Linked DNA regions of Homo sapiens: region 1 is linked to region 2. The links are chromatin contacts, found by Hi-C or POLR2A ChIA-PET in ENCODE. All regions are on one chromosome and are shown on one strand. Each heading gives the region's core, a stretch centred on a gene start or an enhancer-like site at or near the end of the contact. The rest is flanking DNA. Distances are from core to core; before and after follow the strand shown.

Evidence for each region. Hi-C counts contacts between places; a loop is a spot of excess contacts on that map. ChIA-PET counts read pairs that join two places held with the same protein, here RNA polymerase II (POLR2A). Pooled maps may share reads with other maps.
Region 1: a loop to region 2 is called in a pooled map, with 2.0 times the contacts of the local background. The contact joins two enhancer-like sites. A Hi-C loop is called at or near these places in 2 of 50 pooled maps. POLR2A ChIA-PET finds 5 or more read pairs at or near these places in 2 of 52 experiments (SK-N-SH and activated CD4-positive, alpha-beta memory T cell).

Annotation. Positions count from the first base shown.
Region 1 is chr9:132,212,080-132,216,025 of GRCh38, reverse strand. The region is part of intron 3 of NTNG2 (netrin G2); the gene reads right to left. Among named protein-coding and RNA genes, the nearest start is that of NTNG2, 52 kb to the right of the region's middle. RefSeq lists an enhancer at 1,621-2,365. Within about 2 kb of position 1,890, at least 8 of the 41 ENCODE cell types and tissues checked have a DNase peak (open chromatin) inside an H3K27ac peak, as active enhancers do.
Region 2 is chr9:131,887,134-131,891,470 of GRCh38, reverse strand. All of the region lies in intron 5 of MED27 (mediator complex subunit 27), which reads left to right. Among named protein-coding and RNA genes, the nearest start is that of RAPGEF1, 150 kb to the right of the region's middle. RefSeq lists an enhancer at 1,560-2,091. Within about 2 kb of position 1,581, at least 3 of the 41 ENCODE cell types and tissues checked have a DNase peak (open chromatin) inside an H3K27ac peak, as active enhancers do.

The DNA.
Region 1 (3,946 bases), core at 641-3,140, 320 kb before region 2:
CTAGGAAGTGGCTGTTTCCATGTGGCAGGACTGTCAAGGGTCAGGGAAGGGCAAGCTGAGCTGGTACCCTCGAGGGCTCAGCACTGGGTCTGGCACAGAGCATGCCCTCCGGAAACGTCAGCTATTATTATTGTTGCTATTGTCAACAGCCAACAGGTGATAGAGGGAGGGACGGAGATGAGAGTACATGGGCTCCCAGGTGCCAAGATCGGCCTTACCTGGCAGCCCTGAGGTGCCTGACCCCAAGGGCAGGGCCCCTTATTCATGCTGTCCCGTCCAACACCCACCCCAGAGCCTCTCTCAGAGCCTGCAGCTCCCCAAAATAGAGATAATCAACCTATTCTCCAGGCCCCTGGGGCGCCCCAAGAGGTGACACACCCCCTGGCCTCTTGGAGGATTCAGTAACATATTGCCAGATATTTATCCTTTATTTATTTACTTATTTTGAGATGGAATCTCGCTTTGTCATCTAGACCGGAGTGCAGTGGTTCGATCTTGGCTCACTTCAACCTCCACCTCCTGGGTTCAAGCAATTATCCTGCCTCAGCCTCCCGAGTAGCTGGGATTACAGGCGCCCGCCACCACACCCGGCTAATTTTAGTATTTTAGTAGAGATGGGGTTTCACCACGTTGGCCAGGCTGGTCTCAAACTCCTGACCTCAAATGATCCGCCCACCTCGGCCTCCCAAAATGCTGGGATTACAGGTATAAGCCACCATGCCTGGCCCCCACTGGCCTCTTGGAGTCATTTCCCCACAGAGCCCCATGCCACAATGGTTGCCAGATTTCCCAAATAAAAATACAGGACACTGAGTTACATTTGAATTTTAGGCCTGGTGCAGTGGCTCATGCGTGTAATCTGGGCACTCTGGGAGGCCCAGGCAGGAGGATTACCTGAGAACAGGAGTTTGAGACCAGCCTGGGCAAGAAAGTGAGACCCCCCCCCCCAATCTCTACAAAAAAATTAAAAAAAACACAAAATTTATCAGGGCATGGTGGTGAGCACCTGTCATCTTAGCTACTTCGGAGGCTGAGGCAGGAGGATCGCTTGAGTCCAGGAGGTTGAGGCTGCAGTGAGCCGTGATTGTGCCACTGCACTGCCCTTCAGCCTGGGTGACAGAGCAAGACCCTGTCTCTAAAAAAAAAAAAAATTTTTTTTGAATTTTAGATAAATAACTAATGATTTTGTTAGTACAAGTATATTCCATGAAATATTTGGGACATACTTACCCTAAAAAACAACGATTCCCTTGTTTATCTGAAATTCAGGTTTAACTGGGTATCCCGTATTTCATCTGGCAGGCCCACCTGCTACCCGGCTCACCCGTGTGGCTGTCTGGCCCCTCTGCTCAGACCCTGACTTCTCTCACGGCCTGACATGGGGCGCACTCACTTGCTTGCTGGAAGCTGGCCCTGCTGCCAGCAAGGACAGAGCCACAGCCACCTTTTCAGCTAAGTTTCCCTTTTTCTTGAATGGATGAGTCCCTAGTAAGCCCCTGGAGACCACAACTGTTAGTAGGCAGCACCGGGCCTCACCTCCAGGGGAGAGCCCAGCCCAGATAACACCAGTTCTCTGGGAAACGTGGCAGGCCCAGCTGGGGGCCTGACAGCCACATGAAGGATGACAGGGGCCCTGGCCCGTGCCAGGCAGGAGCGTGCCCTGCGCTGCAGGGAGGGGCAGGCAGTGCCTGGGAGCTGCTGCGGGGGCACCATCTGGACCCGGGCCTGGCACCGTCACTCCACAAAAATCGTGAGCGGGGCCCTTCCCTCCTCCCAGGGAGAGAGGAGCGGGGGGTTTGGAGAGTCTCCCAGACAGGAGGGCGGGTGGAATGTAGGTCAACTCCTGGCTGCCGGAAAGAGTGATGTCATCCACTCCTTGCGGGGAATGACGGAGGAAGCGGTGAGTTTGGGTGAGCGAGCCAGGGATGGTGCTGGAGCTGGGCAGGGAGGAGGAGGCCCCAGGGCTGGCTCTCTGCAAAGGCAAAGCCCCACGGGGATTTCAGAGTGTTCACGGCAATGGCTCTGAACTGGGGTGGGCAGGTGCTGGGCTGGGAGAGCTAGTCCCCAACTTGTCTCAAAGCACCTCTTTGCAGGACCATGGGGGTTCCTGGTCATTAATCACATTGCCTGGTCCTTCTTTCCTGGTATGTTACCACCCGTCCCCACATTATTACATGTCGTGTATACTGAGACTGGCCTCGCAGAGCTCTGGTACCTTGGGGGCTAAAGTTAGACTACTATTTTAACACAGCCAGCAATGTTTTCCAATTTCTCTTGCCAGATAGCGCATTTATCTTTGGGTGAAGAGTGTTCTTTTGTTTTGGGAAAAAACATTTTTCATGAGCCTCTGGGTTATGGGCAAAATAACCTAAAGCAAATCCCAGATCTTACGGTGGCTTGGAGATGCTCACAAGGGAGGCTGGCGTGTTCTGCAGGATGAAGGAGGAGGCTGAAGCAACAAGGGCCCTCGCTTTCTGAGGACTCACAGAGCTGGGGTTGGGGACCTGGACTGCAGTGAGGAATGATGCTGCCCTGGGAGGGGGCTGCGGGCTTACATGGCCAAGAGGTTTCTCCTCCCCAGCCGGTGGGTGGCCGTGGCCAATGGATGGACGATGGACGGCCTCAAGGTTGGTGATGGCTAATGGAAATCCTCTCAAGTCCTTCTTTTTTTTTTTTTTTTTTTTTTTTTTTTTTGAGATGGAGTCTTACTCTGTCATCGCCCAGGCTGGAGGCTGGAGTGCAGTGGCACGATCTCAGCTCACTTTAACCTCCGCCTCCCAAGTTCAAGTGATTCTCCTGCCTCAACCTCTTGAGTTTCCAGGATTATAGGCATGCACCACTATGCTTGGCTAATTTTTAATTTATTTTTGTATTTTTAGTAGAGACGAGGGTTTTACTATGTTGGCCAGGCTGGTCTTGAGCTCCCGACCTCAGGTGATCTGCCTTCCCAAATTGTTGAGGTTACAGGCATGAGCCATTGTGCCCGGCCTCAAGTCCTTCTTTTCTACATGGTAATTCCCATCTGCTATGCCCAGGCCTGAGTCAAGACGTCATGAAACACTGTGGCCTGGGGATCTTGGTCTTCTTTGGGGGGTTGGGAGAGATGTGTCCTTGGCTCAGGCAAGCAGTGTGGGGAGATGGGCAGCAGCCAGAGAAGAAACAAATGGTCAGGAGGGAAGCCTGCAGAGGCCAGCTTGAGTAAGAGGTGACAAGTGACCAGGGGACACACGGATTTGAGGATCATGGTGAAAGGAACATGGTAGCAAACTGCACTTCTAGCTAATTCATGGGATGGGGAAGCCTTGGGCACTAGAGGGAAGGAGGCTGTTGGATGCTGGAGAACTTGGGACTGTTTGGGTCAAAGGACTGCCATTCAAACCTGAGATCCTGAGAAAGCGAGGAACCAACAACAGAGCCGTGGGGGCAGAGGGGAGGTCTGGGTGGTCTGGGTTGGTCGCCTGGCGCAGCCTGGCTTTTCCAGGGTAACATGGACAAATGCTGGCTGCTGCGCCTCCTGGAACGCAATCAGGCCGGCAATTGAGTTCATTGGCTAAATCAAATTTGGGCTTCTGTGCGAAGCCCTTTTCTATTAAGTGCTTTAACATACCTCACCTCCTCAGTCTATTGATAAATCCTATTACCCATTACAAAGCCAGAGGCAGCTTCCTTGCACACAACACAGAGGCTGACGGGCGGGTGCTGGGAGGCTTGGGTGTGCGGCTTAGGGGTGACACGGTGGGTATGACCAGGGCCTGCGAAGGCACCCCCAGCCTAAGCAGCCTAGCTGACTTCAGCAAGGTTTCTTCTTCCCCTGCAGGAAGGCCCAACACCCCCGAGGGAAGGACCAGGCCCAGGTGGTAGCCCAGAGAGGCCCATTTCTCACACAAGGAAAACAGGAGAAGGAGCAGGGTGTGATGGTGGAAGGGTGGGAGGCGACAAGGGTGGG
Region 2 (4,337 bases), core at 332-2,831:
ACCAAATTCTTTTTATCTTCTTTTATTCTTAGAGCATATTGTGACATTGCCATTTTGTAGAATATACTTCTGAAAACTCTGGCTTGTAGCATAAAATCCAGACTCCTCTGCAAGGCGTCTAAATGCCTCATGGCGCAGCCTCTGCCTTCCTTTCTGACTTCATCTGGCATCATTCTCTACACACACCTCATCTTATCTCCAGCCGCGTGCTCCCTGTAGCTTCCATGACATGCCAGACTCTTTCACGTATTTGCACGTTTTGTGCCTTTTGCCCTGGGATCCCTCCTAGTCCAGCTGACAAAGTTTTACTCTTCCCTTTACAGTGGCTGAATGCCATCTTCCTTCCCATCCTGTCTCCATTTTCCCAAGAGCCTCTTTGCTTATGAACATGGGCTCTAGAGATGGCCGACCTGGGTTTGCCTCTCCTTACAGCACAGAGTTATCATCATTATCCATACACCCATAGAATTCAGAACAATCTTTTCCTAGTACTAGAATTGGTGCATCATGATTATTTACATGTCCATCTTGCAATTAATAAAAATACTAACAATACTAACATACGTTGGTCAGGCAGGCACTGCACAAAGCGAACTTTGCCCACGGTGGCTGTCGAATCCTCCTCACAGCATCATGAGACAGGTGCTGCTCTTAGACTCATCTTACACATGGAGAAACTGAGACCTAGAATGGTAACGTTGCCCACAGCCACACAGGGCTGGATCTCAATCCTGCATCTACCAGGAGCTCCTCAAGGGCACAGGCTCCATCGTGTGACTGTCTGTCTGTAGGGTGCACTTCTGTGCCAGGAGCACGGTAGGAGCCCAGTCCTGTCTGGGAGGAGATGATGAAAAAGCCTACTTGGGATATGAAAATGCTTAAGCTGGAATGGAAAGTGGAGAATCAAAAATGAGAAATGGGGACTAAAAGGAGCGGCAGTAATTGAAGTTGTAAATAAGTCAGAGGATAAAGGAGACACACGAGTAAAGGGAGACCTCAGGCCCTCCTGATGAGAGATTAGCCCGGCCTCTCTCTTTCTCCGAAGGAAAATGGCTGTACATTTGGGACCCTGGTTGACATCAGAAATGTGGTTGGACAGGAAGCCTTGCGTCCCCCTTTACAACTGTATGCGTTGGCCCAAGCAGTGCTTAAGCAGGGACCCTAAAAGTGGAAATTGCAAGACCGAGAGAACCAGGCCTCTTTGTTATTTTAAGGACACACTGACCACATTTGGCAGAGAAGCTCTCAAATGACTGTTCCACTCAGAATCTCATCCTAGCCAATTTGATTAGCCCCTTTTTTTCAGAGCACTTCACAAATGATAAAAATAAACCATGCAGACATTATTAGTGCTCTATTTTGAGTACTCTGTGTGTGTGTACTTTATTTATATACAATCTAGGCATTAGTGCAATTAATGTGTTGAATTGTCTGGCACATCCCAAATGAAATGTGGCGTCTGGAAGGAGCCCTTGGGGCCTGACATGTGTTCTACAAGAGCACGTTGTTGCTGGAGACGTCGCTGCTCCCGGGACGCAGCCTGCGTTTGCTGAGTTGGTGCCTAGGTGGCTGCAGGGGGGTGTTTTGCTGCAGTCTCCTGGAGCACAGCCACAGAGGCCCTGGGTGTGGCTCAGGAAGCCTCCTATGGGCTTAACTTCTGCCTCTGCGGTTGTCTCTGTCCTCCAAGCCCAAAGCAACCAGCACATTCGAAAGTTTCATTATCCTTCTTGCTGCTGTAGTGGCCCAGCACCACCCCTAATTTCCAGACCTTGCAGGTTTTTTCCCCATCAGAATCCAGCCCAGCAAGGCTATCACTTTGCACTTTGCACTTTGCTCTAACAACCACCGCCATGACCCTAGCATCCTGTCTCTTTACCTGCAATGCATATTTTTGATACCAAGGACCAATAGCCTGATTCCTCTAATAAAATAAAAATGCTTTTCAGACTTACCAACCACTTATTCATTGTACTCAGGGAGTAGCAAGAGCCACGACTCAGCATGTTAAAAGGCAGGATTGAAGATGAATACCTGGCCATTGTCCTGATTTTATACCAGTCAGACTTAACTGAAAAAAAAATGTGTCTCGTTCGAATTTAACTTTTTGGGGGATTTAGGTTATGTTAATGCTATAGCTTCATTAATTACCCCATATCAATAAAAAAGGCAGCTTTTAGCCTCCGAGCATAAGAGAGGAAAAGAAATGGTGGTATCAAAGGAAACCTTCAAAGACAGCCAGAGCTGTCTCCAGGGTAATTTCTGATCCCTGCATTCTTCCCACTTCAAAGTTGGCTGTGTGTGTGCATGTGGGTCGAGGGGGTGGGGAGCTGAATCTGATTTCTCTAATAAGTGTTGGCATCAGCCCTGTTTGATATCAGATGCAGGGAACATTTTGATTTGTTATAGCCTTTGAAATTGTTCAGATGACCTTCAGAAAAATGGCCTCTTGTTACTTCTAGGGGGAAGGGTGAAAGCCAGGGAAAGGGGAATCCAGTTTAATTCATATGCAGAGGATTCCCTGAAATTGTGCTTTCAGCAGTTTTTTAGTAACAAATGCATGTCCTGATTGAAAGTGAAAAGTTGAAGAATAATAGACCTGTAACACTGTGTTCTTGGGTGAGGCTCTTGTTCACTCTTATTCTCTGGGGAGGGTCAGCAGATTTGAGAGGGTGACCACATAGAAGTTTATGGTTTGGAAAATGTGGGTAACAACATGGAGAGATCCGTCACCATAGCTGGTTTGCAGCATTCTACCCAAACTGATAGGCCTATCACCTGTTCACCTTGCAAGACGAAGCTACTAAATAGAGGTTCTAAAAGTTGGAACCTCGTGTGGCTTACGAGTTTTATTTAGATAATTTTGAATCGATTCCACTGTTTTTTGAAATGAAGTATTGATAACTTTCTGATAAGCTGCCAAAATGTTCACTTGCTGTTACATGAATTTTAGTGGCAGTGGTTGTCACAGCAGCAGGCCTCAAAGCAGAACTATGCTCCCAGAAGAGCTGCGCAAGTGACAGCTTAGGGAGCGCGCAGCCCCGGCATCCTGCCTGCTGTCTAACTGGAAGGCAGTCTCTTCCTCCCAGGGTAAGAGCTGGGCCTCTGCACACAGACCTGGTTTCAAATTCCCCCACCTCGCATTAACTATGCAATGGTGGACAAGTCACCTAACTTCTCTGAGCCTCAGCGTCCTCATCTGTGAATTGGAAATGGTTTTATCAACCTCATGTTATTGCCAAAAGGATTTTAAAAGTAACGCAGGTAAAGGGCAGGCCGAATGCGTCATCTTCATCAGTAAATGGCATCCGCCCTTGCTGGTTGTGATGGAGGTGGTGGTGGTGGTCAGCATTGCAGACAGAATCACCTGCCTGCTGATACTGGGTCGCTCTGATTGTTCTTGTCAGTGAATAAATTTGATTTGTCACCATTTTCACCAGTTCTTCCTGTGTGTCAAGAGGTCTTTTGATGTCTTGGTGTTTGCCCTGAGAACAGACGTGTCTGTGCTGAAGCAATTGGTCATCTGCAAGGTTTGTTTTCATTTCACCTGAGAACAGACCACACCCCACCCTTAAAATACTTACTGCAATCCCCAGAGGCCAGGAGGCTGCTCCTGAGACTGCAGACTCAGCCACCAATTACCACAAGGTTGACTTTTGTGTTTTCAGATCTTTCTTATGCTTGCTCAGAATACTGAAGGGTGCTTCGCTTTCTTTTTCCTGACACTATAGTTCAGAATAATTTCTTGTTCATCAGGTTGAAGGTTTGCAGCTTCCAGAATGCTCCTTTTTTGAATATTGCAGCCAGCAAAGAATTGGTAGCCATGTCTGCCTCTGCAGTAAATAAGCTGAAGCTAATAAATATTCACTTGGATCAGTCCTGGCTCCCTGAAATGAATTTCTGAAATCTTCCTGGCCCTGAGGAGAGGCAGGGCATTGACTCCAGAATGCTCATTTCTGGCTTTCTTTGGCATAAATCTAGCAGAAAATCAAGTACGAACCACCTGCTGTGCACTCCTAGCAAAAGAGGGCCCTATGGTTAAGGGGTCCCTTTTTCACCCATGCGCACCAGGTAAATAGACCGTATTATCTAAGGTCCTTCTGTCCCAGATGGTAGGAGCTTTTCCCTAGGGTCCTGAATAATACATTTAAACCTTTTAAAAAGAGCATCATCCTCACTTTGAATAAATGTGGTGTGTTTTGAGAATCCACAATGAGGCTGGAGAGGCCATGTTTTCATTAAACCAATGCATATTTTTCTCTAGATTTTTTTAAATTAAGACATTTTGCAGATACTGAAGGATTTTTAAATATGTTTAACTTTTAAATAAAAACTATAAC